Linked DNA regions of Mus musculus: region 2 is linked to region 1. A link is a loop called in an ENCODE intact Hi-C map of the cell type or tissue named here. Cell type or tissue: heart. All regions are shown on one strand. Each heading gives the region's core, and the rest is flanking DNA. Links, peaks and the distances in the headings are about the cores only. Region 1 has its middle 16 kb from the start of H2-T3. Region 2 has its middle 21 kb from the start of H2-T-ps.

Region 1 (15,710 bases), core at 2,991-10,990:
CTGTCCTCAGCCCTCTTTGCATATCTATCTCTCAACAATCCGGGCCCACCTGTTCCCTTCACCATGCACGCAGCTCATATCTCAGAGTATCCATGTCCTAGCCGTCCATGTAGCAGATTTTCTTATAGCTGACTACTCTATATACCAGGGATCCCTGAGGCCTGGCCTGGCCATCTCAGTGTGGAAATACCTCAGGGAGTGTGAGCCTGGGGGATGCAAGGTGACACTCAGAACTCCTCCTAGGACCCTTGGTGGGTGAGCATGCTGAGAGGGGAGGAGGGTGAGGGGCTCAGGACACAGGTGGAGAGGGGGCAGAAGGTCTGGAGGGTGAAGCAGGGACTCTGCTTCCCTGGTGCTGCCTTGGACCCTCCCCACAGAGGCCATTTCCCTGTCAACCCAGCACTCACCCACATGGTCTGGGTCTGAGCCAGGATGGCAGCCAGGAGCAGGAGCAGCATGCAGGGCGCCATCGCCCCCTTGTGGGAGCCGGGGCGCATCTGAGTCTGGCGGGCTGCATGGAGTGTATAACCTGTGACCACAGCAAGGTTGGTTGGTTCCCCATGATCACACTACCATTTTGGGGCAAGACCTGCCAGCACTATATCAGCATCTGGGCAGAAGGACCTGACACAGGGTAGGATCAGAAGTGAAACTGGGGAGATGGGGAATCCCCAACCCTGGGCTTCCCCACCCCTGACCTCACCTGGGGACTAAAATTTGCCCTAACACTTAAAATTGAAATACCATGATAAGAATATAAGAATGTTGCCTTAGAGTATCTTAGGGAAGATTGGAGATAGGACAATTCTCTTCTATGAAAGCTGTGGCTTTCCGAGTACTTGGAACTCCCCAGGAAGATTGTTGGAGAACTGCTCTTCTCAGTTATCTGCTGCACTGAAGCAAAGCAGCCAAGCTCAGCATCTGGAGACAGCACAGCACTGATACTTCCCAGTGTGTGACATCAAGAGTCCCTGGTGACCCTGGCTCAGGAGCTCTCTCAGGTCCTGTTTTCTTCTTGCTGTGTTTTTTCAAGGCTTCACTAGAGCTGGGGTCACATGAGATAAGGTTTCCTCATGTGGCAGCTGGAAAGGCCTCAGGTTATTGCTCTCTGTCCCCAGCAGTCCTCTGTCCCTATTTACCTAGATGTCTCTCTTGAGACTGCTCTAGCTAGACATAGCAGCTTACTTCCTTAAAGCCAACCTTTAGAGGGAGAGAGGGAGAGAAGGAAAGGGAAAGGGAGAGGGAGAGGGAGAGGGAGAGGGAGAGGGAGAGGGAGAGGGAGAGGGAGAGGGAGAGGGAGAGGGAGAGGGAGAGGGAGAGAGAGAGAGAGAGAGAGAGAGAAGACAAAGTAGAATAGGAAGAAGGGAGAGATATAGAATAACTATGTGTAAAATGCTAATTATCCAGTCCCAGATCACAGTCCATCACTCCAGTTTCCTCCATCAGGGGAAGGGAGTGAGCAGGCCCTGAACACCCAAGAGGTTGGAGGTAGCAGAGTCTGAAACCTGTGAAAGCCCATTGTAGAGAAAATTCAATTCAGAACATGGCTGCTCTGGCAGGAGATCATATCCAAAGACCTTCTAAGTCTGTTAGATCCTTCAGGAATAAAAACATGCTTTCAATTCCAAGAGACAGAGGCAAGCAGATCTCTGAGTTTAAGGCCAGCTGGTATAGAGCAAGTTTCAGGTAAAGAAAAGCCTAGATCCAAGGCATTATGGAACACATCTTTCATCCTACAGAATGGAGGTGGAGTGAGGTTGTAGAACGAAGCACTCCTGTTTGCAAGTGATGTGTAATAGAGTGGCAGAAAAGGTGACAAACTGGAGAGAGATCTGACTGAATAGGATCTGCCCAACTCTCAGGGGAAGAGAGAATAAAGGGAAGCTACTTAAGGGGGAGTCAGACAGTACAGGAGGAGGAGAGGGCAGTACAGGATACAGTGGTGTTCCTGGAGAGCAGGGCAGTAGAGTTGAGAGGGAGACTGGAGCAGCACAGAGAGGGAGAAGGAGGCAGTGTTACCAGGAGAATTCTACAGAGTCAGATTGGAGAGAGAACAAGCTAGACACAGGGAAAGCCAGCAAGAGCAAGAGAATCAGAAGGAGTCAGAAGATTAGAAAAGATGGCCAGGGTTCGTGTTAGCCAAGCAGCGCAATTCAGAAGCTGAGAGAAAATCCAGATTGAGTACTTCATCTGGGAGAGGAGTTTTGAGCTTGAACAGCTGAGTTGATCCAGCCAGGTAGAGTTCAGAAAGAGCCAGCAATAGTGAGTTAGTCTCAGAGGCTGAAAACATTCTAAGCCTAGATTGGGTTACATGGAGGCCAGAGGTTTACACGACTAGCCCTATTTTAGCAGATTGAGGAAGTAAGTCTCCCAGACAACAATTACAACAAGACAATAAAAGATACTTTTACAACCCACTCTAGATACAATGTTTCTTCAGCATCCTGTGAGTTAGATGGATATTTAGAGATCTTCTTTTTGTAAGGATTTTTTTTTAAAAAAGGTAACTTCTAATACAACAAAAGATGATACAGGTTCCTCAGGTTTTCTCAAAAGGATCTTCAAAATGAGGTTCCCCCCACCCACCAGACAGGGTTTCTCTGTATAGCCCTGGCTGTCCTGGAACTCACTCTGTAGACCAGGCTGGCCTCAAATTCAGAAGTCTGCCTGCCTCTGCCTCTGAAGTGCTGGGATTAAAGGCTTTTATTTATTTATTTATTTAATGAGTACACTGTAGCTGTCTTCAGACTCACCAGCAGAAGGCACCTGATCCTATTACAGATGGGTGTGGGCCAGGAAGGGGTTGCTGAGAATTGAACTCAGGACCTCTGGAAGAGTAGCCAGTGCTATTAACCTCTTAACCACTGAGCCATCTCTCAACCCACTAAGTTTTTTTTTTTTTTTTTTTTTTTGTTCTTTTAAAAAGTTCATCGTATGTCTTAGTCATTGTTCTGTTGCTGGGAAGAGAAAGGATGATGATGGCAATTCCTATAGAAGAAAGCATTCCATGGGGCTACTTTATAGTTGTAGAGGTTTGGGTCATTCTAATTACATGGGAAGGATTTTGGCATGCAGTCAGCCAACTTGCCAAAGAGGTAGCTGGGAATTCTACATCTCGTTCCTCAGGCAGCAGGAAGACAGCTTCTGGACTGGTTGGATTTTGGAGCACACCTCCTAATCCATTTAAATAGTGCCACTCCCTAATGACCAAGCACTGGATTCTATGGGCCAATGGGGGCCATTTTTGTTCAAACTACCATATTCCACTACCTGGACCCTTAGACTTGTAGCCATATCATAATGCAAAATGTACTCAGTCTAACTTAGAATGTCCCCATAATCTGCCAGTCTCAACACTTTAAAAGTCCAAAGTCATAGTCTCTTCTGAGAGTCAAGACAATCTTCTAATTGCAACCTTTCTAGAAAGAAAATCAAGATGTAGGTCACACACTTCTACCACACAGTTGCCTAGGATGTACATTTGTTTTTTTTCCACAAGGAACAAGGGCAAAGAGAGGAAATACTGGATGGGAGACTAAAAACCAGGCAGTCTGTAACCCACATCTCCACGTCTGATGCCAAAGCTCTCTCCACATCTCCAAGTCCTGTCAGCCATGCTGTATGCCATGCACTTCTCCCCCCTCAGGCAGGCTGACACCGGCTGGTAGTTTTCCTTGGCAGTACATGAAGACTGGCATCTCCCATATCTTGGGTTCTCCAGAAAACCCCAGGTGATATTTTCACAGCTTCCCACAAGGGCTCCCTGAGACTCACTGTCACACAAGACCCCACAGAGGAATCCTGTCCCACGTGACCCTCACCACTGAAAACACAGATTCTGGGAGGTTCTCCGTGCTGCCATTTATTTCCTCCACAGCACTCTGAGTAGTCCCAGTCCCTTAATTTACCTGGAGTTCACATTCAGATTCTTATGTTCAGTGTGGAAGTGAGGAGCTGCAGCTCATGGAGCTGACAGGATGCAGATGTCCCCAAGTACCTGTTAGACCAGGAAGGTTGGCTGAGGAAGGGATGGCAGGCAGTGCAGGGACAGAGTCCTTGTGTACTGGGTTGGGCTGGTGTCTCCAGGTCTTCCCATTGTGTGCACTGGAAAAGCACAAACCCCCAGACACTGCTCCGCAAAGTGATTTCACTGTTTAGAAGTCAGATCTTGTCACTTGGTCCCAGGAGGCAGCTGTCCCAAGATGAAGAACAAGAGTCAGCACAGTCAATATTTAAACATGGCCAAGGCCCACCTCTCACTCACAGGTCTAAATCTGAGTGGCCCAGGGACCCAGTCCTGTCCAGTTTGCTCAGCCCCAGTCTCAGGACCCCAAGTGTCACCTTTTCAAGGCTCCAGAGACAAGTCAGAGGTCTGGGAACTGTGCCTGTCTGCAGTACAAGAAATAAGGGGGCATAGTCAGGAGGCTGACAGCTGATCTTCAGCTCAGCTTGTACCAGGAGCATAGCCACTGTTTTCACCTGTGAGAAAAAACACTATGAGAAACCAGGGAAGTCCTGGTCCCAGGAAATTTCCAGAACAATAACAGCAGATGGAGGAAGGTCCAGGAGGCATGAGGAGGGAGTTATGCAGGGAGTGAACCAATGGCAGCCTGAAATCTGCAGTGCTGTGAAGGAAGCCTCTGACCTCTGACCTCTGACCGCAGAGATTCATGTGTGGATCACCTCCACCATGAAGGTTATTACTACCAGAGGGTAGTTATTAACACCAGAGGGTTATTACTCTCTCCTTCATTTTTCATGTGCTTTACTGTATGATGGGTGTCAGCACACACATCCAGAGATGGCAAGGTTGTACATATGGTATATGTGCACTGTTTCATAATTACAGTGCACCCTTGTGAAAGAAGCAAGTAGCAGCCCTTCCATACCCTTTCTCTTCTTCTTCATCCACATCTTAACACCACCAATGATAAAACCTAAGATGACCCCAGCTCCAAGGACAGCACCAACAATGGTTCTAATGAAGATGATGGGCTGAGGAGGTTCTGGGAAGGAAAGGGCAAGGAATGGAAAGTGAGGGTCATGTCTCCTGCCATCAACCACAACCTTATCCAGGGTTTATAGAAAGTTCCAGCTTTCCTGACCCCAGCTGTGTACCTACACCCTCCTTACCCCATCTCAGGGTGAGTGGCTCAAGCTGCCTCTCATGGTCCACAGGACATGTGTATCTCTGCTCCTCTCCAGAAGGCACCACCAGAGCTGCCCACTTCTGGAAGGTCCCGTCCCCTGAAGGCCTGGTCTCTATAGGTTCCATGTCTGGGTCAGGTCTTCTTCCTGTCTCTTCCAAGTCAGGGTGATGTCAGCAGGGTAGAAGCCCAGGGCCCAGCACCTCAGGGTGACACCACCTTCAGGTCTGGCATGATGGGTCACTTTTGCCTTTGGGGGATATGAAGAGAAAAGTTGGAGAGTGCAGGCTTTTTTCTTTCTTCTGGGGCCTCCAGCTATGCCCATGACACTGCCCTGGGGATGGATTGAGTCAGGATTGAATCAGGTGTGGTACAGGTAAAAATCCCTCTTCTATAGCTTAGACACAGTACTCTGGACAATCTTATCATTTGGAAATTTTAGATCTGGGTTAAGGAGGCCATGGTTAGAAACTACAGGTGCTCACTAGGAAAATTTACTTCTTTCCTGACCAGGTGTGTCAGAAGCTGACCATCACTGGAGTCAGACTCCAAAGATCTGGTATGGAGGGTGAGAATGTGCCCTGAGCAAGGCCAAGGCTCACAAAGACTCCTCCCCTCCTGAGACTCACTCTGAGCTGTCCTGAGAGAAGGTTGAGATTTGGGAGAAGCGAGACCCCTTCCTGATAAAGGGTGAGGAGTCCCAGGAGAACTCTCCTCCTTTCATGTGCCAGAGAGGGAGAGAATTGAAAGCTGTGTCAAAAGAAAGATAGCCAGAGTTCTTCTGTCTGAAGTCAGAATCAGACGAGGATGCCATTCTCTGGTATCTCCCTTGAGACAATGATAATTTCATATTTGCTTCAAAATTAGACAAAAGAGAGCCACAAAAGGGATCAATATAGGAAAGGATGAAGCCACATTATGAATTCTTCCAAACAAGAGGAATCTTTAAATAAAAACTCAGTTGAGCCGCACGAAAACGCCTGGACCTAAGAAACACTTATTGTTTAGAGGACACAAAAATCAATGAAAAAAAAAAGTAGCCTTCACTTGTACAACAGTGCACTCTCAGAGGAGGACATTAGGAGAAACATGCCATTCAAAATAACTCTCAAAGAATTAAGAGTTCAGGGATCTATCAGATCAAGGAAATGATAGAAGTCTACCTTGCAACCTTCAAGGTGCTGTAGTAGGAAATCACCTAGGAGGATGTCAGATGCTGGACCTACAGCCCTTGCTCCAGGACTGGCAGAGGTAATATTGTGAAAATGGCCATTCTACCAAAGTAACCTACAGACTTAATGCACTACTATTAGACTCTCATTAATTTGATATGTTTAGTAAATAATTTAAAAGACCACTCAGAGCCAGTTTCAGGAGTAAGAACTGGAGGTGTTTCACCCAGCCTCAAGTTATACTGCAGAGCTCTAATGACAGGAACAGGCTGAAACTGGCCAAAAATAGACAGCAAAATCAAAGGCATGTGGTAGAGGTGCTGGACATGAAATGTCAAGGCTATGGAATACTATTCAGCTCTAAACAATGTAATCACAAACAACCAAGGCAAATGGGTGAACTTAGCATATATAGTGTTATTGAGGTTACACAAGGACAGGAAGAAAATTACATAGCTTTCCTCAAGTGTGGGATATAGCAGAAAACATATGTATAAATGTATCCAATTGTATACATGTGTAGTATAACATGGCCAAAAGGAAACAAGAAAGGTAAATATTGAGAGACAAGAAGAGGCAGAATGCAGATAATCACCTTGAGGTATGAGACAGGGTAAGAAGCCAATTGTTTTCTAGTTCTACCTCTGTCCTGGATTCTCTCCCTCCCTCCCTCCTCTTTCTTTTTTCTTTGCCTATTGGTACTGGGTTTATATTTAATAATTCAAAGTGAATATTCAGCGGTTCAGAATGGCTATTCTAACTGCATAGAAATTCACTGAGATGTATCACTTCTGTTCTGGTTAATTTCAATGTGTGATTTTTTTTGTCACTTAAAGAAAAAAAGATAAATATGTAAAAACAAGAAGAGATAAGGGCATCACCCCAGGTGATGGTTTCTTTTTGCTTTGCAATGAGCCCCAGCCCAAGGGCAGAGGGAGGAGCTGCCCCCCTACCCCCACCCCGCAGCCCCTGCACCAGTGCACAGCAGCGTCTTCTTTCTGCGCTCCAGGTATCTGGAGCTACTCCATGCAAGTGCTCTCCTGGTAGGCCTTGTAATGCTCTGCCTCATCAGCCTGCTCTCACTTGTTTGGGGTGATGAGAGCTGCCCTGTCTGCTGCCAATCATGTTTTCAGGTCATCGTTCAGGGCGATGTAATCGCGACCTTCGTAGGCTGTACTACCAGTACCCGTGGAGGAGGCTCCCGTCGGACCCTACGTCACAGCCATACATCCTCTGGAACATGTGAGAGCCTGTGGGACCTCGCGGTCAGCCCCGCCCGCCCTTTGCGCCCTAGCAATCTCCTAAACTAAAAGTGAAAGTGGTTCTTGGGTCCCAGCAGGTCCCGCAAGTTCTGGGAGCTCCTAGGACTTGGGCCCCAGGACTTCCTGGCCCCTGAGTGAGAGGAGGGGTTGTGACTTCCAACATGGGGTCACTCACCACCCTTGCTCTGGTTGTAGTAGCCCAGCAGGGTCCTTAGATGCACTTGGAAACTCTTCTCATGGCCCTCTGCGACTTTTGTCTGTAGCTCCCAGTACTCAGGTCCCTGGAGCTTCATCCATGGCGCACGCGGCTCATATCTCGGATTCTCCGCGTCGCTGTCGAAGCGCACGAATTGCGTGTCGTCCACGTAGCCGGCCTCCATGTACAGGGGCTTCCAGTGCCCCGGCCGGGACATGGCAGTGGAGAAATATCGCATCCAGTGTGAGCCTGGAGGCGGCGCGCGGTAAAACCCCGACCTCCTCCCCAGACCCCGGGCTGGTGAGCGGGCCGGGAAGGGAGCAGAGCGCGGGGCTCAGGACGCGGGTCGAGAAGGGGCGGAGGGTCCGGTGGGCGACGCCGGGACCCGGCTTCCCCGGTGCAGTCCCCGGCCCGCCCATGCCCCCAGAGGCCTTTTCCCTCCTGACCCCGCACCCACCCTTTCGGGTCTGGGTCCGGGCCAGGGAGGTCGCCTGTAGCAGAAGCAGCTTTCGCTGCACTTGCCCCCATCTGGCAATCAGGGCGGGTCTGAGTTCTGAGATCTGCCAGGACTTCACAACCAGAGCCCTTGGCCAAGGTGGCTGGTTTCCCAAGATCTTGCTATCTAATGGGGGTGAGATCTGAGAGCAGGTCATTCATTAGTGTCTTGGAGAAGGATCTGACCCAGGTTAAGAGCAGAAGTGAAATTGGGGAGATGGGGAATCCAGGGCCCTGGGATTGCCCACCCCTGACCTAGGCTGGACTAAGACTTTGCTTCGAACACTTATAATTGAAATAAAATGCTAAGAAGTTTGCCTTATAATAGCTTAGTGCAGATAGAAATGCAGATTAGGGGGCTGGCGAGATGGCTCAGTGGTTAAGAGCGCCGACTGCTCTTCCGAAGGTCCCGAGTTCAAATCCTAGCAACCACATGGTGGCTCACAACCATCCGTAACGAAATCTGATACCCTCTTCTGGGGTGTCTGAAGACAGCTACAGTGTACTTACATATAATAAATAAATAAATAAATAAATCTTTAAAAAAAAAAAAAAAAAAAGAAATGCAGATTAGGATAATTCCTCCTCTTCAGGCACTGTAGATTTAGCTCAGAGTTCTCTGAATTCCCCAGGAAGATTGTTGGAGAACTGCACTTCTCAGTCATCTGCTGCACTGTAGCAAAGCAGCCAAGCTCAGCATGTGGAGACAGCACACTATTGATACTTCCCACAGTGTGTGACATCAAGAGTCCCTGGTGACCCTGGCTCAGGAGCTCTCCCAGGTCCTGTTTTCTTGCTGTGTTTTCTCAAGGCTTCTCTAGGGCTGGGGTCACATGAGATAAGGTTTCCTCATATGGCAGCTGGAAAGGACTCAGGTTCCTGCTGGCTGTCCCCAAGAGTCCTCTGTCACTTATTTATCTAGATTTCTCTTGAGACTGCTCTTGAAAGAGCAGCTTACTTACCTAGAGCCAGCCATGAGAGAGAGAGAGAGAGAGAGAGAGAGAGAGAGAGAGAGAGAGAGAGAGAGAATGATAGAATATTACAGATTGTGTGCAGTATGTTCATGATCCAATACAAGAACATGACCACACTATCAGTCTCTCTCTGTCAGGAAAAGGGAGATAGCAGGTCCTGACCACCTGAGAGGATGGAATCAAGGGCAGAGCTGCAAATCTGTGAATACCCACTCTAACTACAATGCTACTCCAGCAGCCTGTGAGTCAGATGGACATTTAGTGATCTTCTTTTTGCAAGGTGTTAGTTAAAAAAAAAAACAGCTTAAAATTTAATACAACAAAAGAAGATACAAGTTTCTCAGTTTTCACTGAGAGGTCTTTACAATATCTTTTTAAAGTCAACTTGTGTCTTAGTGTTCTCTTGCTGTGGAGAGACACCAGGATCATGGCAACAACAACATCATCAACAACAACAGAAATCATTTAACTGGGACCTAATTACAGTTTCAGGGGTTTAGTCCATTGCCCTCATGGAGCGAAGCAGGCTGGCATCTAGGGAGACATGGGGTTGGAGCAGTAGCTGGGAGTTCCACATCTGGTTCCTCAGGCAGTTTCTGTCTTGGGCTTTGGAATCTTCCAAGACCACCCTGAGTGACATATCTCCTAATCCATTGGATAGTGACAGTCCCTAATGACCAAGCAGTCAAGTCTTTAGGCCAATGGGGGCCATTTTCATTCAAACTACCATATTCCACTACCTGGCCCCATAGGAGTGTAGCCATAACAGAATGTAAAAGGAACTCAGTCCACCTTCAAAAGTCTGCATAGCCTGTCAGTCTCAACACTTTAAAACTTCAAGGTTTATACTCTCTTCTGAGGCTCGACACAATCTCTTTACTGCAACCCCTCTAAAGAAAATAAAACCAGGTCGCATAGTTGAAATATACAGTGGTAAAGGATGTACATTTGTGTTTCAAAAGGAAGGGAAAGAGCAAAGAGAGGAAACCCTGGATCACAGACTAAAAACCAGCTGGGCAAACTGCAAACTCATCTCCATGTCTGCTGCCAAAACTCTCTCCAGATTTCCAGCTCCTGTCAGCTGTGTTGGCTCTTTCAGCTCTTTCAGGCTGGTTCACACATAATAGCAGCTCTCCGTGGGAATACAGGAAGACTGGCATCTCCCAATCTTGGGATCTCCAGTGAAATCCAGGATTCACTCTCCCAGCTTTGCTCAATGGCCTCTTTGGGCCTCTGTGGAGGGACACTCTGGACACACAAACATAGGGAGATTCCATAAGCCAGAATAAAGCTGCCAAGTTCTGCTGCTTGCTTGAGCTAGAACCTGGCCCCCACATTCATTTATCTCCTGACCAGTTTTGTGGTTTTGGTGGTTTTCTTCACTGTTTAAGCTTTTCTTTAATTTTCAATTACAGGTTGAAAGCATAGCTGTGTGTGGCTTGTCCCTTTCTTCCACTTAGCAGTAGATTTTCTTTAAACGTTATTCCTCTGAGCACTACTTAGTGGTTCTTTTCTCTTCAAACTGTACTTTGTGCATTTTCCTTATGTACCCTGCTCATTTCCATTAGACAGGTGCATGGGAGTGGCCACTAATAAATGAGCAACACAGGCAAGACTAGACTCTCCTGAATCTCCTCTGCCAAGCCCTTAATCTAAAACTCTCTGATTTAATTTCAGACAGACTTTTTGCTCAAGGACAGAAAACAGCCACTGTCTTCTCCAAAACAATACAAGAATGAGTTTCCAAACCACTTTATTGATATTCTTCCCCTTTTAAGCTTCATTACCGGGGCCCACAAAGGTCAACCTGCCCTCAGCTCTGCCTCCCAGGCCTCCACTAGCTTGGCTCTTTAAGCCTTGCTTCATGCATGCAACTGTTCTTCTAATCCAAACCTCAAATATCTACATTCTGCCTACAATCTGCATGGTCAGGCTGGACACAGGGATACCCTGATCCCAGGTACCCAATTTGGAGACAGGGTTTTTTCTGTGTCACCCTGAGTGTTGAGGATGGCCTGGAAATCAGTGGTTCTCCTGTCTGTCTCCTGAATGTTGGGATTAAAGGTGTTCAGCACCACTCTCCAGAAATTTCTTCACTGGTAATGTCAGTTTCTCAGCTGCACAACAGGCCTGGTACAGTCCTAGGGGCTCATAATCCTGGTCATAAGAGAAGGCTAAGGCCATGCCTGTGTTCCTATGATCAGAGTCTGTCATCCAGTGACTCTATTAAGTGACAAGTTCCAAGGATGTATAGCTGAGGAATGACCAGACCAGCAAGGACGTGCACATGGACTGAGCTCCACCTAGCACAGCCCCATTCACAAACAGATGCCAGAGGACTCCTGCCCCACCTGACACACTCAGCACAAGAAACACAGATTCTGGAAGGTCCTCCATGCTGCCATTTATTTCCTCCACAGCACTCCAAGTAGTCTCAGTCCCTTAATATACTCACTATTCAACCCTTCAGGTTAAAGATTTGAGCAATCAAGTTAACATTCAAATTCTTATGTTACGTGTGGAAGTGAGGAGCTGCAGCTCAGGGCAGCATGGAACTGATAGGATGTAGATGTCCCCAGTGTCTGTTGCACTAGGAAGATTAGCTGTGGAAGGGATGACTGCCAGTGTAGGGACAGAGTTCTGGTGTGTGTGAGTGGGCTCTGCTCTCCAGATCTCTCGACTGTGTGCACAGGAAAAGAATAAGCCCCTGGACACCGCTGCCCAAAGTGATTTCACTGTTCAGAAGTCAGAACTTGTCATTCAGTCCCAGAAGGCAGCTGTCCCAAGATGAAGAACAATGTCAGGGCAATCAATATGAAAACATCTCAAAGGCCCTCCTCTCATTCATTCAAAGGTCTAAATCTGAGAGGCCCAGTGACTCAGTCCTTTCCAGTTTGCCTCAGCCCCAATCCCAGGCTCACAGGTCTCACCTTTTCAAGTCTCCAGAGATAAGTCAGGAACTGTCCTTACCTGCAGTAGAAGTAACAAGACACTGTCAGGAGACCAATGGTGGGGCTGGAGGAAGAACCTTCAGCCAAGATTCCACCCCGAGTGCCTCAAGGATAACTGTTCCCTCACATTCTGACATGCAGCAGGGTCATAGCCTCTGTTTCCACCTCTTAAAAAAAAAGATATGAGAGACCAAGGAAGTTCTGGGCCATGGACATTATATGCAAGGGATGAACCAAGGCCAGCCTGGAGATCTGTAGTGTTTAGCATGAGCCTTGCCCTCTGACCTCTGAGAGGTCATTGAGAATCCTTTGCAGATCCTCCCATTACCATTATGAATCTGTCTTTTATTGTAAGGTGAGTGTCTGCAAATAGACCCAGAGATGGGAAATCTTGTGCATATAGTCTATGTGTATTGGTTTATAATCATAAGGCACCTAGCCACAGACTCTTCCATACTTTTGTTCTTTCTCATCCACATCATAACATTTCTGCTCTTTAAACCTATGACCATAGCTCCAAGGACAACACCAACAATGGTCCTGGTGGGCATACTGGACTGAGGAGGCTCTGAGAAGAGAAGGGTAAGGACATGGGGAAAGTGAACATGATCGCAACTCTCAACTCTGACCAGCTGAGGGTCTTCAGAAGGCTCCAGCTTTCCCTGACCCCAGCTCTGCACCCACACCCTCCTTACCCCATCTCAGACAGCCCTTCATGGTACACATGCCAAGTATATATTCTGCTCTTCCCCAGAAGGCACCACCACAGCTGCCCACTTCTGGAAGGTCCCATCCCCTGCAGGCCTGGTCTCCACAAGCTCCATGTCATGGGTCAGTTCCTTTCCATTCAACTGCCAGGTCACAGTGATGTCAGCAGGGTAGAAGCCCAGGGCCCAGCTCCTCAGGGTGACATCACCTTCAGGCCTGAGATGATGAGTGTGTCTTTGGAGGATCTGAGGAGAAGACTTGGATAGCTTGGACCTCTTGTAATCTTCCTGAAGACTCCAGAAGTGTCAGTGAGGCTACCTGGGAAGGAAATGACTGGAACAAAGGTCAAATTTCCCAGTAGGTTACATACAATGCTCTGAAAATTCCAGAACTTGTGCCCAGGAGCAGCTATGTGTCCCAAAGGAAAAAAGGGACGTCTGCTTCTGTCTGGGTAGTGCTCAGAGATTCAGCATCACTGAAGTCAAATGTCACAGAGGTTGGGTGTGGGCAGAGAACAAAGCCTGAGAGAAGCCATAGCTCTAAAGGAAGCAGACACAGTGGGGGAACTTTGGTTATTTCAGGAACCTTCTCTCTTTTCATCCTGAAGAGACTTCAAACTCTCCTGAGATAAGGGTGCTCCCTCGGGAGATCCAGTCTCTGATATAGTCAGGAAACACGGGGGTGATCTCCCCCTACCTCATGCTAGCAAGAAGGAAAGGGCTGGAACAGTAAGTGAAATGAAGAGATACCTAGTGTTTCTGTTAAAATCAGGAAGGGGAAGAGATTGTGTTATTTGATATCTCCTCTGTTTTATTTGATATTTTATTTTTTAAATCCCTGGTTTCTCTGTGAGCAGCAGGAGGAACCTCCTTCTCTACCAGTCAGGCAGCCCCAGGTAGTATCTCTGGACCCTGAGTCCCAGACTGTTACTCTAGGAGCCCAGGGAAGGAGAAGACCCGCATCATTTGAACTAGGACAGCTCTGGTCCTGCACAGAAACTAGGAAGGAGAACCACAGCCAGGTCAGAGCACAGGTTGCACTGTTACAGCAGCCCTGGCTGTTCATAATCCTGGAGACCAACAAGGCCATGCCTGGTCACAGACCCTGTCAGCATGTCATTCTATTGATTGATGAAGAGAACACAGCCAAAAGGTGACCCGAGTTGAGGAATGACCACATCAAAGCCTACAACCAACTGAGCCCTACCTGGGTTGTGCCCTATTCACACTCAGCTCCCACAGACTCCTCTTTCCCACCAGACACACTCAGCATAAAGAACACAGATTCCAGAAGGTTCTCCATGCTGCCATTTATTTCTTCCCCAAAACTCTAAGTATTCTCAGTCCTTTAATACACCTGTCAATCATCCTGTCAGATCAAGGGTGTGAACAATCAAGTTCACATGCATATTCTTATTCTCAGTGTGGAAGTGAGGAGCTGCAGCTCAGGGCAGCATGGAGCTGACAGGATGCAGATGTCTCCTCCGTGGAAGGGAACACAGGCAGTGCAGGGAGAGGGTCCTAGAGTGCAGGCGTAGATTGGGCTTCACAGTTCTTCACATTGTGCTCATAGGATCACAGGGAAATTCAGACACTGTTGCTGAAAGAGAACTGAGTGCTCTGGATGTCACAGGAGAGACCCCAACACATTTTCTGTCACTCAGTTCATGCCAGGCTTCATGCTGTAGGAGAAGATTCACAGACAATTTCCGTGAAGACAATATCCCAACCACCCACACACTCACTGAAAGGTCTAAATTCTGCACGTCTCTGTGAACCAGGCATGTCCAAATCTGTCACACCGGATGATTTGATCATTAGGGTGTTGCCTTTACAGTCTATGGGAGACACATCTGAGCTCTGGGTACCATCCCTGTCTGGGGTAGAAATATTTACAACAGCCCACACTCAATCCCTCAAGATTTGGCTATAAGGGGAATTCTGGGCTGGCTGAGCTCCCTCAGGCTCCAGCTCCACCCCCATATGCCTCAGAGAAAAGCCTTCCCCCTACATTTACCTGGAGCCTGAGTGTAGCACCCTTGAGCTGTGATAGACCAGAGAAGCTCTGGACCCCAGGAAGTTTCTAGAACTGTCATCAGACTAGAGAAGGGTCAGCAGACATGAGGAAGGAGGTATGCAGGGAATGAACTGGTATCAGCCTCAAGGTCTGTATTCCACAGGGACCTGCTGCCCTGACCTCTGTCACTGAGAGGTCACATCCCTGTGACATCTGTCATCAGTTTTACAAATCTGCCCTTTATTTCCCTGTGCTTTAGAGTAAGGTCGGCCCACAGACCCAGAGATAGGCACAGTGTGTGACCACATGGTGTGTGGGGTTTCCCATTCACTGTGTACCTTTCTTGTAGTTGCTGAAAGGAAACAAACACCCTCCCCACCCCCAAAACCAAATCGCAGATCCTGCCTCTTGCATACCTGCATTCTTGTTCATCCATATCAGAACACCTCAGATGATAAAACCCAAGATGGCCACAGCTCCAAGGACAGCACCAACAATGGTCATGATGGGGATGGTGGACTGAGGAAGCTCAGGGAAGGGAAAGGAAGGGAAGGGAAGGGAAGGGAAGGGAAGGGAAGGGAAGGGGAGGGGAGGGGAGGGGAGGGGAGGGGAGGGGAGGGGAGGGGAGGGGGAGGGAGGGGGAGGGGGAGGGGAGGGAAGGAGAGGGGAGGGAAGGGGGGAGGGGGAGGGAGGGGGAGGGAAGGGGAGGGGAGGTGGAAGGGGAAGGGGAGGTGGGGGAGGGAAGGGGAGGTGGGGGAGGGAAGGGGAGAGGGGAAATAGAGGGGAAGG
Region 2 (15,710 bases), core at 4,139-12,138, 110 kb before region 1:
GCCCGCGGCCCCTGCACCTGTGCGCAGCAGCGTCTCCTTCCCGAGCTGCAGGTATCTGCGGAGCCACTCCACGCACTCGGCCTCCAGGTAGAACTTGTATAGCTCTGCAGCACCAGCCTGCTCCCACTTGCGTCGGGTGATCAGCGCTACCAGATCCGCCGCCATCCACGTTTTCAGGTCTTCGTTCAGGGTGATGTAATCGCGGCCATCATAAGCGAACTGCAGGTACCCGCGGAGGAGGCGCCCGTCCAACCCCATGTCACAGCCAGACAACCGCTGGAATGTGTGAAAGCCTGCAGGATCCCACGGTCAGCCCCGCCCACCGCCCCGGCCCCGCCCACCCGCGGACTTCTCAAAAGTGAAAGGGTAACCAGTCCTGGGTAGGTTCTGCTTCAGAACCTAGGACTTGGGACCTGAGACATCTCCGGCCCCTGTCTCGGGACGTGGCGAGGTCGTGACCTTCGACCCGGGGTCACTCACCGCCCTTGCTCTGGTTGTAGTAGTGGATCAGGTTCCTCAGGCTCCATCCGAAACTCTGCTCATTGTCCTTGGCGATCTGTGTTTCCCGCTCCCAATACTCCGGTCCCTCCTGTTCCATCCACGGCGCCCGCGGCTCAGATCTCGGATTCTCCGCATCGCTGTCGAAGCTCACGAACTGCGTGTTGTCCACGTAGCCGACAGAGATGAACCGGGGCTCCCCGAGGCCGGGCCGGAACACTGCGGTCTCGAAATATCGCATCGAGTGTGGGCCTGGGGGCGGCGCGCGATGAGACCCCGACCTCCTCCCGGGACCTCGGGCGGGTGCGCAGGCCAGGAAGGGGAGCAGGGTGAGGGGCTCGGGATGCGGGTGTAGAAGGGGCGGAGGTGGGCGACTCAGGGACGCGGTTTCCACGGTGCCGTCCCCGCCCTTCCCCGCAGAGGTCGTTTCCCTCCCGACCACTCACCCGCGCGAGTCTCGATCATAGTCAGGGCGGCCGCCAGCAGCAGGAACAGCGTTCGCTGCGCCATTGCCCCATTTGGAATACAGGGCATCTGAGGCCCTAGGGCTGCATGGACTTTATAACTTGCACCCGCCAATGAGGAGCTGGTTGGTTCCTTCCCCAGGATCCTGCCACCCAATGGAGATGAGACCTGCCAGATAATTCCTGCTACCTCAGGAGGTCAGAGAGGGCATCAGATCCCCAGGAGCTATAAAGTGGTGCTGCTCCAGGGCAAGGGAGGGGCAGGAGCTGAACTGCAGGAGAGGGTGGTGTCTGCAGGGAGCAGAGTGAAGCCCTTGTGCACCTGTGTCTTAGTGAGGGTTTCCATTGCTGTGATAAAACCCCATGACCAAAAGCAACTTGAAAAAGAAAGAGTTTCTTTCAGTTTACACTTCCACATCACAGTCTACCATTGAAGAGATTCAGGGCAGGACCTTGAGAGAGGATTCTCAAGGAACTGAAGCAGAGACCATGAGGACCAGTGATAATAGCATTGCAGCTCATGGCTTGCTCAGCCTGCTTTCTTATACAATCCGTGATCACCAGCCAAGACAACCTCCAGTGGGCTGAGCCTTTCCATAATGATCATTAACAATAATTAAAAAATGTCTTATAGACTTTCTCAAAAGCATCCTGGATGGAAGCAATTTCTCAATTCAGGATCCTCTTCTTATATATGTCTCAGCTGGTGTGGAGTTGACAAAATGCAAACAGCACAGCCTCCTGGTGCAGGGTCACTCAGTGAGAGCTGAGGGAGGAGGATGTGTGAGTTCCTCCCCCTGAGCTGAGCCAGGGACCTGCCCTGTGGATGGAACCCCATGGAAAAACAGTTGGAATGCAAGGAATGGGAGCCCAGTGGGTTCCAACTCCATTCCTGCCCCTCAGTCCTGAGGACCTGTCTCTTCCTTGCCTGTTGGTTGATGCTGTTGATATAACCATGGGAGAGACTGATAAAGTCAGGGCAAGGGAGGAGATGAGGAGAGAAATAGGGACAGTTTATTACCTCAGAACAGGGTAATCTGATTTTGGAGAGACTGAGGAGAGGTAGGTAGGTATGTAGTTAGGTAGGAAGGTAGTTTATAGATATACAGACAGAAAGACAGACATAAAATTAAAAAGAAATGAGAAGAAGTGCTCTTCCACTCTTTGGACATTGACAATTTCCCTTCTTGCTCAGACTTCATGCAGCTCAGGTCCTGCTCCAACAGACACCTGCCCAGCTGGGGAAACATTCAGGGCTGACCCTGTGGGCTTGTTACAGTTCTTGCATGGATCAGAGAACCATGAGATTTTCAAAGATCACACACCACAGCAGAGTGCATGTGAGAGATTTTGGGGGTGGGTAGTCAGGCTGGAAGAGAAAAAAATAGGGGGCTGCGGAGACCTGGGCTGGATAACAGTGTGCAACTTGTGGCCATAGTGAAAATGTGTCACATTTGGTGGCTGGTGATGGTGTGGCTTCTGGCACTGAGAGGCTGAAAGCAGGCTGGTTCTGGAATGTGGGTGGTTGTTGGCTGACAGACATCCCTTCCTCTTATTTATTATATAAGGTGAGAAAATAGAAAGAGGTGACTGGTGAGGCATAAATGGGGTTACTGTGCTCTTTAGACGGCTTTCTGTTGTCTAGGGTGGTGGTGGTGTCAACATCGTTGGGGACCCAAGAAAGCTGGATGCTGTCTAGGTTCAAAAAAAAGCATGCTGTTCCCTCACTGTCCAGGCTCTGCAGGGCCATCTGCAGCTGGGGAATGCAGATGCATTCTTTTTTTTTTTAAAGATTTGTTTGTTTGTTTGTTTATTTATTATATGTAAGTACACTGTAGCTGTCTTCAGACACTCCAGAAGAGGGAGTCAGATCTCTTTATGGATGGTTTTGAGCCACCATGTGGTTGCTGGGATTTGAACTCAGGACCTTTGGAAGAGCAATCAGTGTTCTTACCAGCTGAGCCATCTCACCAGCCCTCAGATGCAGTCATTCTTGGGGCATCATAGGGCAGGTGCTTTGAAGCCGTCTGGCATGCAGAGTTTGAGGAAACACCTGGAGCTAGCATTTTACTGAAGCATATCTGTATATATAAGGATCAGAAGGTAAAGTTAAGGAGGTTAGAATAAATTTTTTTCCTTAGCTGAACATTTTAAACTTTTAGGCCTATTAGGTGGGGGTGGGGCATCCCAAGACCACAGAAAAGGAGAGGATAACCCCACCCTTAGGACTAAGCTGAATAGGCAGCAGATGAAACAGGCTGTTGATTGACAGTTCTTCTCTGCAGTCCTTTTGATCATGAGAGGTGGATTCAAGTAGTTTCTTTGAACCTTAAAAGAATTTTTTAAGTTTATAAAATGAGATAAATTTTAGACATGTAAACATACCACTGTGGATTCTGTACTGAACTTCTCATTGTAGAAAAGGCAGCAGACTTGTGCCTTTGAGTCATAGTAAAAGCTTGGAGACCCTGAAAGAGGGGTTTGAGGTAAAAGCATGAATAGGGCATATACAGATTGGACAGATGTTTTTAGCTCAATGAGAAGCCCTTTTAAGTCTATACTTAGAGACAACCATAGGAGATTCATAATCTTGAGCTTGTGACTGTGACAATAGCAATCACTGATTATCATAACTAGATCAATAACTCATCAGAACGTCAGTGATTAATGTTAAAACTCTGAACTCTTTAGATCTTAATATAACAATAGCATAGAGAGGGAAGAAATCTGAAACATTTTTCATTTTTACATACATTGTAAATCACTTTCTTATATCTTTACAATTTATACACCTTAAAACTTTAAAAACACCCTTTTGACCTTTATAAATATGATTCACAGATCTGAAAGCACACTTTTAAGAATGTTGTAACGTACTTAACATTTCATATCTTTGGAAGTTACATAAACTCTACAGTTTTTTCTATCCAATTATTCACCACAACTCACATGTCAGAGATTGGTTACTGAGAGCAAACATCCTGGTAAAACAACTTCCTTTACATAAAGAAATAGTAAAACGTTACATTGAAATCTGTTTGTGAATTTTTCTCTCCTTAGAACCTGGTAACACTGTGATCAGTGTGGAGACCCAGTAGCAACTCTAGGAGAGTGTCCATGAGTTTTACATATGAAGAGAACTGAGAAGCACCTGAAGCCTGTGCTGTTGCTTGCTGAGAAACTGACAAAGCTCTCCCTAGTCCACACCATCAGAGATCTGGGAAGGATGAATTTCTCCTGAGAAAGCAGGAAGTACAGACCAAGCAACTTCCAAATCTATTAAAAATGACAGACTTATCTGTTACCTAGACAACCACTGTGGTATACTGATTTTATTGGGAACAGAGGACCCAGGGAAGCATCACTCTGTCTTTTCTGCCCAGTCCAGAAGATCCAAAGCAAGACAATCAACTCCCCAGTTGTCCACAGTTTGTCCAGGGTCCTGGTGACAGACTAGATGAAAGGCAGATTTTCACCCAGGCGGTCTGGCTTTGTCACCTTTAAAGCAAGCTCCAAGTGGAGTTCTTCTCTACCCCATCATCATCTGTGAAGACCTGGGGGTCACTTCTAGTAGCTGGGGGTCTTTGTCTGTCTTAGTAAGCTATTTCCATCATTTAAAATGCCATATTCAGCAGATCTCTGAAAAGTTTTGAGGACTGTTAGCTACTAAGGATAGCTACACTGAACAAACTTTCCCTGTTTCTAGTAACTTGTTTTAGGCTTAACTTAGGAACCACACCGGAGGCTAATTAAACCTTGTTCCTGATCTTAACTTGAATGTGTTAATTGTCCTCCACAGTGTACAGTGAGTCAGTAACTTACATAAGATTGAGATTTTTAAAAAAGATTTATTTATTTATATGAGTACACTGTAGCTGTCCAGACACACCAGAAGAGGGCATCCAGTTCTATTACTGATGGTTGTGAGCCACCATGTGGTTTCTGGGAATTGAACTCAGGACCTCTGGAAGAGCAGTCAGTGTGCTTAACCACTGAGACAACTCTCCAGCCCCAAGATTTTATAACTTTGTCTCTGTTAAGTTTGAGCCTTAGTGATTTGAGTTGAAGATCCTTTATCCTCTAAATTAAACACAAATGCCTTGAACTGTAGTCCATAAGAGACTGGTATCTTTTATAGTTTACCATTATAGAATAATAGTTTTTGTATGACTCAGCTTCTCAAAATAGATAAACCTTGACAAGATGAGCAAGGACAAAAAGCTCGACAATTATTGTTGTCAAGTTGAGTAGATCTTAGAAATATAAAACGTATTAATCAGTATTCCTTATTCAAATATAACTGGCTGGAGAGGTGGCTCAGAAGTGAAGAGCACTGCCTGTTCTTCCAGAGGATCCAGGTTCAATTCCCAACAACCACACTGCAGCTCACAATGGTCTGTAACTATAGTTCCAGGGATCTGACACAATCACAAAGACATGAATGCATACAATGCTCATAACATAAAATGTTAGAATAAAATGCAATCCTTATTCATCAAACATGTGTTGTGCTTATCTACATTTTATAGCACCTGGGTGCTGAGCAGTTAGCAAAGACATAGCAGGATAGACATACATCTTATATCAGTGTTTGGTAATTCAAGTAGATCCTTAGAAAATTACATTTTTATTATCACATACACTATATTCTAAACCAAAGTTGAATCACATATGCAGTATGTTGTAACAAATGTAACCTTACATTTTTATCTTCATACAAAAATATATGCCAATCAGAAATACTTGAGAGTTGTGGGTACTTCTCTAGTCTATAAAGAGATAGAATGTTATATAGAAATCTCATGAGGACAAAAATTTTTACGGTTATTATTTGGTGACATGTGGTGAAGTGATGATGTTGGTGAACTCACATGGCATGTACTCTTTAAGCTTAGTAAGGATGGCTGCCAGTCATATGGCAACATCCATATCGATTATATCATCAACCAAGATGAAGGAGAGCCACATGGTTGCTGTCTTAAAACATCTGTTTTCATGGTCTGTTGTTTTTAAAAACTTAATCCCAGTCACTCAGTTTTACCAATGAACATGATCCAGCCAGGTAGAGTTCAGAAAGAGCCAGCAATAGTGAGTTAGTCTCAGAGACTGAAACCATTCTAGGCCTAGATTGGATTACACAGAGGCCAGTGGCTTCCAGGACTAGGCCTAGTTTAGCCCATTGAGGCAGTAAGTCTCCCAGACAACAATTACAACAAGACAATAAAAGATCCTTTTACAACCCACTCTAGATACAATGTTTCTTCAGCATCCTGTGAGTTAGATGGGTATTTAGAAATCTTCTTTTTGTAAGGATTTAATTTTTTTTTAAAGGTAACTTGTCATACAACAATGGTGATACAAGTTTCTCTGGTGTTCTCAAAAAGATCTGCCCCAACACCCAGACAGGGTTTCTTTGTATAGTCCTGGCTGTCCTGGAATTCACTCTGTAGACCAGGATGACCTCAAACTCAGAAATATGCCTGCCTCTGCCTCCCAAGTGCTGGGATTAAAGGTTTGTGCCACCACTGCCCAGCAAAATGAGTTTTTGAAAAGATTTATTTATTTATTTATTTATTTATTTAATGAGTACACTGTAGCTGTCTTCAGACACACCAGAAGAAGGCACCTGATCCTGTTACAGATGGGTGTGGGCCAGGAAAGTAATCAAATACAACCTCAATTTTGTTTCAATATACAAAGATCCAAGCCAATGTAAGCTAATATAATTTTGTAACAATCTCCAAAAATTTTGTATCAAAATGCAAAGTGGTATATAAAAACATACTGAATAATTTACTCCTGATTCCTATTATCCACATATTATTTCAATATCCCCATCTTCTTGTCTAGATAAAAAAAAATCAAGATTTTAAGTGTAACACAGTAAAACTGTTTTCAATAATGAAGCTATTTCTGCCAAGCTTCCCACAATGTCCAGCATGGTTGAATTTGCAGTCTCAGGACTCAGTATTTTTGAGTTCAGAGTTCTATACAATGTCCATGTCAGTTTCCTATGAACTCTGGAATTTGAATATCCTGAGGAGTTTGTAGTCTGAAGCTGATCATTGGGTGGTGTTTGCCACTTTAGCATCAATCCTGTCTATGTAGAACATAACAGTCAACCCAAAGGTGCCACTGTTTGCACAGGACCTGGCAGCAGAAGAGGCATGGGGCAGTTTATCCCAGTAGTTAGTGTTAACACAATCCAGGTGAATTTACAGTCAGTGGGCTGTGTCATCCTTCTTCTTAGAAACCTAAAAGATTACTTTTAGGAATTCTAAAAAACCTATTCATTTTTAATGCTATAGTCAGCACATCTCAGAACGCTTTTAGAGCCACAGTCTCTTAAGTACATTAGAGGTACACAAACCTTGTTTCTAGTTACTTGCTCAGACTGAAACCTGTAAACACACACAGGAAGCAAGATGAAGGTCATTTATAGAATCAATTCCTACCCTGTATGACTACTGGTATGATAACAGAGAGTTTGTGTATCCAAAATATTCATATAGAATTTGAGGTAATATTTATACCCTAAGAAAAGTGTTATAGAGTAAATGAAAACCAAAGGATTATGAGATTGGTGGCAATAGAATAGTCCCTTATTTTCTGTTTTTCTCTGTCCTATACAAAGTGGTTCTTCTGACCCAAGATGGAGATTTTGGAATTTCCTTTAACAAGCATGTGTGGGTTTAGAAAAGGAGACCTATGTTCCAACCCCAAAGCCAGTTTTAATGTTTAATTGAATTCAGATCATATAGAGACCATTTGCCACTTCTGTCTGTAGAGGGCAGAAGAGACAAGATGGAGGTGGGCGATACCACTTGGCCAGGTGACTCCTCTTCTTGGGACATTTTCTCTTGATGAACCATCTTTTTCTTCAGCTGTTTCATTTGCCCAGTGGTCTCCAGATTCCTTTGTTGGATGCTTTTATTCACCTGGAAGGGGAGAAGCAACACCTGCCCAAACCCTAACTCTCAGGGTTCCCCATTTTGGCCATTTATATCTTTCCTAGGTTTTTGGCAATAGAAAAATTTGAATCCAAGTTACATATAACTACACATAGAGTTGAGTCAAATACACTGCATTGCAGCAAATTAAGAGTACCTGTTATGAATATTAATTATAACCCTTTAGTTATAACCCTTAAGTTTAAGGCCAAATTTTGTTATATACTTTATCAATTTTAAAATATACCCAATGAACTTATAAATTGGGTCTTAGTTTACACCATAGTTTTAAAGAGAGTTTTTGAGAGCAAAACAGAAATTGTAGAGATAAAATACTTTTAGGAATGGAATATAGAGAAAGTACAGGGTGGAGAAAGTTTGGACATAAGACATTTGGGGATCAGTTCTTTTTATAAATATATATATTTTTTATTAGATACTTTCTTTATTTACATTTCAAATATTATCCCCTTAACTAGTTTCCCCTCCAAAAATCCCCTATCCCCTCCCCACTCCCTCTGCTCCCCAACCACCCACTCCATTCCTGGTTATGGCATTCCCATATACTGGGGCATAGATCCTTCACAGGACCCAGGGCCTCTCCTCCTAATTGATGACTGACTAGGCCATCCTCTGCTACATATGCAGCTAAAGCCATAAGTCCTACCATGTGTTTTCTTTGATTGGTGGTTTATTCCCAGGGAGTTCTGGGGGTACTGGTTAGTTCATAGTGTCGTTCCTCCTATGGGGCTGCCAACCTTCAGCTTTCAGATCACTTCTATATGCAGTGGCAGTTGCTATTATTTGGGAAATGTTGGAAATCAATTGCACCAAATTTTTGCCCATTCATCTGTACTAAGGCTAAGATGTTGTAATAAAACCGGATTCCATGGAGATGGAGAGAGAGAGGGTTATAAAACCAAATTCTTGTAGAGGGAATTTCCATAGCTATGCAATATCACTCTCCAGCTCTGTTCTGACTCTTCAGAGCAGACCAGCCTTGTTGGTAATCCTAGAATCACCCACATTCTACTCTATGTGTGGGAGGCAAGGACACTCACAATGTACAGGCACAGGGAGAACAAAGAGAGACAGCAGGTAGTAGAAAAAAAGTATTGCTCAAAATAAAACCCAACCGAGGGGAAAAGGTCCAGAGCAGGGATGGGTCCCTCCACCTCCTAGAGTACCAAGACTCAGGGAAGCACTGGGGCCAACTGAGAGAGAGGGGCCACTCACCAGGTGCTGGTGATGATGGAGGGCCAGAAAGTGGGTCTGCTGTGGGTGGACTGGAGATAAGGGATAAAGTCCCTGAAGAGCTTTGGTCCTCCAAGGGGTGCACAGGCTTGCAGACAGCCTACCAAACCATGGTGCCAATGTTAGGTTTTGGGATTTTTGTGTCATTCAGAGAGCCAAGGAATGCCTCAAAAATCACACCCCCAACACAGCTCAGAAGTGAGATTTACTGTATATGGAGGGTCCTATAAAAAGACACCTTCTGAGCAAGAATGGAAGAGAAAGTGGGTGAGGGCAACAGTGGTAATGTGTCCCATTTGTGGCTGGTAAAGATTTAGCTGCTGGTGTTGAGGGAGGCTGGGAGACCCCTGGTTCTGGAATGTGGGTGGTTCTAGCTTTACCACAGGCCTGGTCTGCTCTGAGGAGTCAGAGCTGAGCTGGAGAGTGACATCAGGAGAGGGACAGGTCTGTCTTAATGAGCACTAGGGTCCATCTTGCTTCTAGGTGAGGTGACTGCTGGATGGATGGAGACAAAGATGACAGAGAGTAGGAAATGATAGGATGAGTCTTAGACACTGTTCTATTGCTGTGCAGGGCCACCATGACCAAGGCAGTTCTGAAATAGAAAGCCTTTAATCAGGGCTTGCTTACAATGTCAGTGGCTTAGTCCTTTCTCATCATGGTGGGGAGCATGGCAGCAAGCAGGCAGGCAGGCATGGGGCTGGAGCAGTAGCTGGGAGCTCATCCTGTTCTATAGGCAGCAGACAGACCTAGACTGGGCTGGCATGGGATTTTAAACCTCAAAGCCTGTTTCCAGTGAAGCACTTCCTGTATCAAGGCCACCCCTCACATGTCTTCTAATCCTTTCAAAGTGCCCCACTCCCTGGCAACTGTCTTCAAATATGTGAGCCTACAGGGGCCATGCTTATTCAAAGACCTCAGAATGTCAAGAATTAAGCAGCAGCATCTGCCACCATCAGTCCAGACTGAGGTAGAAGAGTGTGGAGGGGACCCCATGTCTCTCTCCTTTGGTACTCCCCATTTTGTGGTACACTGAGGGAAGTGCTCTTCATGTTCAGTGACCTGAAATCATTCTGGGAAGGCAGTGATGGCAGCCTGTGTCTAGATCCATCTGACAAAGCCTGAGCCATTTTCCAGCCTGCTCTGTTTCAGGAGTGGGCCCAGGGTGCCCTGAAAGCAGAATATGAGACCCTAAGGTATCTCTATCCCTGCATGCATGGGTCCCTGTTGGAGCAGGCAAACATTTATCCATAAGATCTCTGCCCTGTAAGCCTTGTGCGTGTGCACAGCTCCTGTGGAATGTGCTGGGTAAGCTGTGAGTGTGAGCTCAGGTGCCAGTCCTCTTCTTCCCAACACTTCTCACATGGTGGTCCTCTGTGCCTGCTTTTCCCCAGGCAGGGCCCTAGGTGTCACAGGAGTGTGGGGATGCAGCCTCTCCTGAAGGAGTGCTTATCAGCTCCTCTGTCTAACAGCAGAGGGACTGTGCAGAAAACAAGCTTAGTGTCCTGCTGTGGGCTGTCCTGGTGCTGTTTGTATTCTGATGTTAATTCTGCTTCCTATCCTGCTCCCTATTTTAACTGGTCAGTACCCTTGGAGGAGGCTTCCCTTTGACCCCATGTCACAGCTATATATTTACTGGATCCTGTGAGAGGCTGCGGGTCTTCCTAGTCATCCCAGCCCGCCCTTGGCATCCTAGAAATCCCCTAAACTAAAAGCGGAAGTGGGTCCCAGGTCTTGGGTCCCAGGGGGTCCAGCAAGCTCTGGGAGTTCCTAGGACTGATCCATCCCCAAGGAATGCAGGAATGCACTCTGCAGCTCCTGGAGCAGCTCCAGGTGGGGCTAGGTTGGACAGACTTGACAGCAGGAGGAGGGGACCTGTGTCCTAGCTTTTTAACCTGCTGCTTTCCTTTGGATTATGCAGGTGAAGGTGCAGTATTTTGTCCTCCTAGTGGCTGCAGAGTTCTCCTCCAGGAAGGAGCAGCTTGTGTTTCTGATCAATAACTCTGACATGATGCTCGGGGGTGCTGATGGTAATGCTGCTCCTCCCACAGGGGTCCCTACAGCTTGTGAGCTCTGCCTGATTGGCCAGCTTATTGGTTCTTGGTTCTAGAGGAAATCCTTGGGGACATCTCCTGCACCTTGTGACATCACCACCTAGAGTGGAAGGCTCACAGAGGCTGCTGCCTGGCAGATCATTAGACATCACTGTCCAAAATGAGGGTCCTTTGCTCCCAGGAGTCTGACCCTGTGTGTGCTTGCACTTCTCTCTAGGAGTTCATTGTGGAGTTGCTGTCTCCCTAATTTGGGGGTCTGGTGGCATTTGTGAAGGAGGCCAAAGCCTTGATTGGGCATGGGCAGGATGAGCAGCTCTGAGGGGAGGAAGGTATTCCATGTTGTCATGGTGAGGTGGGCACTGGGAGTTAGGGACAGCAGGGGTGTGTGTGTCACAGGGGAGGCAATGCAGCAGGGAAGACTTGGCTGGAAGAATACCAGGAAAGCCAGGCTTGATGGTGAGCACAGCTGTGCCCTGGGCAGGCTTTGCTGGGTCACCAGCCCTGGTTGCTCTGTGTTGGGTGGAGGGTCACCAGGCCTGATTGCTCCCTGACACATCTTTTCCAGCCCCAAGGACAGCACTAACAATGGTTCTAATGAGGATGATGGACTGAGGAGGTTCTGGGAAGGAAAGGGCAAGGAAGGGAAAGGGAGGGTCATGTCTCCTGCCATCAACCCTGACCTTATCCAGGGTTTATAGAAGGTTCCAGCTTTCCTGACCCCAGCTCTGCAACCACACCCTCCTTACCCCTTCTCAGGGTGAGGGCCTCAGGCAGCCTCTCATGGTCCACATGGCATGTGTATCTCTGCTCCTCTCCAGAAGGTACTACCAGAGCTGCCCACTTCTGGAAGTTTCCATCCCCTGCAGGTCTGGTCTCCACAAGCTCTATGTCCTGGGTCAGCTCCTCCCCATTCAACTGCCAGGTCAGGGTGATGTCAGCAGGGTAGAAGCCCAGGGCCCAGCACCTCAGGGTGACATCACCTTCAGGTCTGGGATGATGCTTCACTTTTGTCTTTGGGGGTCTGAAGACAAAAGTTAGAAATGTCAGGCATTTTTCTTTCTTCTGGTGCCTCTATCAGTGTCCATAAAACTGTCCTGAGAATGGACTTAATCAGGTGGTAGAGGTGAATGTGTACCTTGCAAACTTCAAGGTAATGCAGTAAGAAATCACTTAAGATGATGTCAGATGCTGGACTTAAAACACTTGCTCCAGGACTGACAGAGGTAATATGGTGAAAATGGCCATTCTACCAAAGTAACCTACAGACTTAATTCACTAGTATTAGATTCTCATTAATTTGATGTGTTTAGAAAATAATTTAAAAGACCACTCAGAGTCAAACAGTCTCAGGAGTAAGAACTGGAGGTGTTTCAATCCCAGCCTCAAATTATACTGCAGAGCTCTAGTGACAGAAACAGGCTGAAACTGGGCAAAAATAGACAGGAAAATCAAAGGCATGTGGTAGAGGTGCTGGACATGAAATGTCAAGGCTATGGATACTATTTAGCTCTAAACAATGTAATCACAAACAACCAAGGCAAATGGGTGAACTTAGCATATATAGTGTTATTGAGGTCACACAGGGACAGGAAGAAAATTACACAGCCTTTCCTCAAGTGTGGGATATAGCAAAAAGCATATGTATAAATGTATTCAATTGTATACATGTGTACAGTATAACATGGCCAAAAGGAAACAAGAAAGGTAAATATTGAGAGACAAGAAGAGGCAGAATGCAGATAGTCACCTTGGGGTTGAAACAGGGTAAGAAGCCAATTGTTTTCTAGTTCTACCTCTGTCCTGGATTCTCTCCCTCCCTCCCTCCTCTTTCTTTTTTCTTTGCCTATTGGTACTGGGTTTATATTTGATAATTCAAAGTGAATATTCAGCGGTTCAGAATGGCTATTCTGACTGGATAGAAATTCACTGACATGTCTTGCTTCTGTTCTGGCTAAATTCATTGTGTGATATTTTTATTGTCATTAAAAAAAAAAGATAAATATGTAAAAACTGGAAGAGACAGGGCCAACACCCCAGCTGAGGGTTTCTTCTTCCCCAGGACTGAGCCCCAGCCCGAGGGCAGAGGGAGGAGCTGCCCGCGGCCCCTGCAACTGTGCGCAGCAGCGTCTCCTTCCGGAGCTCCAGGGATCAGTGGTTCCACTCCACGCAGGTGCTCTCCAGGTAGGCTTTGTAATGCCCTGCCTCATCAGCCTGCTCCCACTTTCATGGGGTGATGAACGCTGCCATGTCCACCAAGTCCACGTTTTCAGGTCATCGTTCAGGGTGATGTAATTGCGACTGTTGTAGGTGTACTGCCAGTACCCGCAGAGGAGGTTCCTGTCCAACACCATGTCACAGCCATACATCCACTGGAACCTGTTCAAAGCTCAATGTTTATTAGCAGTCTGTGCTTATAAAGTGGGGAAGTCCATCCCCTGCCATGCAAGGCTTCTTGATGTTTTGTTGCCAAGTTGTTAGCACTAGTCCTCCAGAGCTGTTAGCAGTAAGTCACCAATTCCACAGGTAGTCAGTTACCTCAGGACCATCTCCAGAAGACAGGTTCAGCCTCTCAGCAGGGAGTAGAATCTCAGGACAGTTGTCACTTCAAAAGAAGCCAGCCAAGTGAGAAAGCTGCACCGCAGGTGGCCCCACCTCAGTGACTACAAGGTTTTTACCAGTCCACTTCAGGCTGGGTAAGAATTCTCCCCTGATTATATAATAAAAATAGCCGGATCGAGGCATAAAATTTATTTATGCTCCATAGTCCTGCCTGATTTCTTTGGGCCTAGTGAAGAAACCTGTCTCAGTGGTATTTCCTAACTTTCTTATGGTAAACCCACCTATTTGCTAGGTCATGGTGAATTCCCTTGTCTGGGTAAGACTGGCTACTGCCCCAAGTAAACACTCTGCATTCTAGCCCTGAGCTATTCTAGCTTGTTCTTTGGAATGCCTAATTAGTTTCACTGTCTCTACTAGAAGTAAATTTGAATGTTACTGAATAGGTAACCTTCTCACTGAATTCCTACTGAATTCCAATTTTGTCGGCTTCAAGGATTTTCTGGGACATTGGAACACTGGCGAAGGCTTAGCTATGTCAGAATTCAATCTTAAAAGGCACTTATAATAAAATAATACTAAAAGAGAGCATGTGGATTCATACACCAGACTAACTCGGGGATAGGTTATGAGTATACAGGTTATGAGAACACCAAAGTCCAGGAGGTGATTTTCTGTGAAACTCTTTGCCCCTTGAGAGCTCCCAGGCCTTTCGGCCTGCCAATCAAACTTCACTGGAGTGTGCGTAGCATTCTCCCCTTTCTTTTTTATATTTCTCCCGAAGTTCTGGAATGTTCCGCCTTGTTGTAGCTACAGATCTCAGGAGTGCTCTAAAGATGAGTGAAAACAATGATTACTAATAAAATAATGCCAATAATAATAATAGCAAGTAGGATTATATATTGAACCCAATCCAGAGGATTCAATGCACTTAGGTTGTTTTTTAAATCTCTGGCCATTCATCAATGTTCCAACTGTCCAAGTGACTTCTGTTAATATCTGAATTTTCTGCCTTTCTAGCCTTAATATTTGCTATGTCCTGCCCTATTGCTAAGACTACTACTTCTAAGACATTAACTTTTGCCTCCAATTTTTATCTATAATATGCAGCTCTGGCAAGGCTATGGAAATATTCCTATGCTTATCATTAACAAAATGAGCAGTATGCAGCTGCTGATCTAAAGCTGTGGTAGATACCTTTTCAAAGTTTGCATTCCCAGATTTTTAGACCAAGGATCATTTCCTAACTCTAATAGGCGGCAAAACATAAGCAGGTCTCTGTAACAAAATCATAACAGCAGATTCCTTATCTAAATTAGGATCTACACGATTAGTTATTTGACAAGAATTACAATAAATATGAAAAGACTTGCCAAGATTGGTGATCTTAACTCTTAAAATTATCTAACAATATAGCATACAGGTAAGGTACACAAGCTTTTACAGCTATAGAGGAGTTGGTCTGAATGGCCAAAAAGAGTCTCTGACGAAGTCTTGTCCAATACTCTGTAGCAGTCCCTCTGCCTCAAGAGTCATCATTTTTAGTTATCCCAAGTTGACACCAGGTCAGCTCTCCTCGCTGTAGCCCATGGCAGAGATTGGACATTTTTTCATCTTGTTTGCAAGTGACTGCTCTCCCTGATTTCCTCTTCTTCTGTGCTCTCAATACAGCTTTCCTGTCACCACTGTCAGGGCACTCAGGAACTCACAGGTCAGCCTGTCACATTGGAAGCTAGCATGCTCCTCCAGCATTCTGTGGAAAAGCAGAAACACTCCCTCTCTTCCCCATATTAACTTTCTGTTCAGGATCATGCCATGTGCCAATAAGTGGATCCTTTTCATAACGAGAAAGCCTGAAAAGGTATTAAATAGTCACATGTACATATTTTAGTTATTTATTAATCAGAAATAAGAGTAGCAATTGATTGTTTTCT

The links. A loop is a pair of places that touch in the nucleus more often than their neighbours do. Peaks named below come from ENCODE experiments on the same cell type or tissue, not always from the same donor. Only the 100,000 strongest peaks of a DNase experiment are listed, where the experiment ranks them.
Region 2: a loop joins it to region 1, with 3 times the contacts of the local background. A loop is called at or near these places in 6 of 42 quality-filtered maps.

What each region holds. Positions count from the first base shown.
Region 1 is chr17:36,198,035-36,213,744 of GRCm38, forward strand. It overlaps the pseudogene Gm5682. Among named protein-coding and RNA genes, the nearest start is that of H2-T3, 16 kb to the left of the region's middle. In heart, for the core only: no CTCF peak of the experiment used is centred there; a DNase peak (open chromatin) is centred at 7,587; H3K4me3 peaks cover 1,178 bases; H3K27me3 peaks cover 5,300 bases.
Region 2 is chr17:36,083,216-36,098,925 of GRCm38, forward strand. It overlaps the pseudogene H2-Bl. Among named protein-coding and RNA genes, the nearest start is that of H2-T-ps, 21 kb to the right of the region's middle. In heart, for the core only: a CTCF peak has its summit at 7,732 (motif pointing right); no DNase peak of the experiment used is centred there; H3K27me3 peaks cover 846 bases.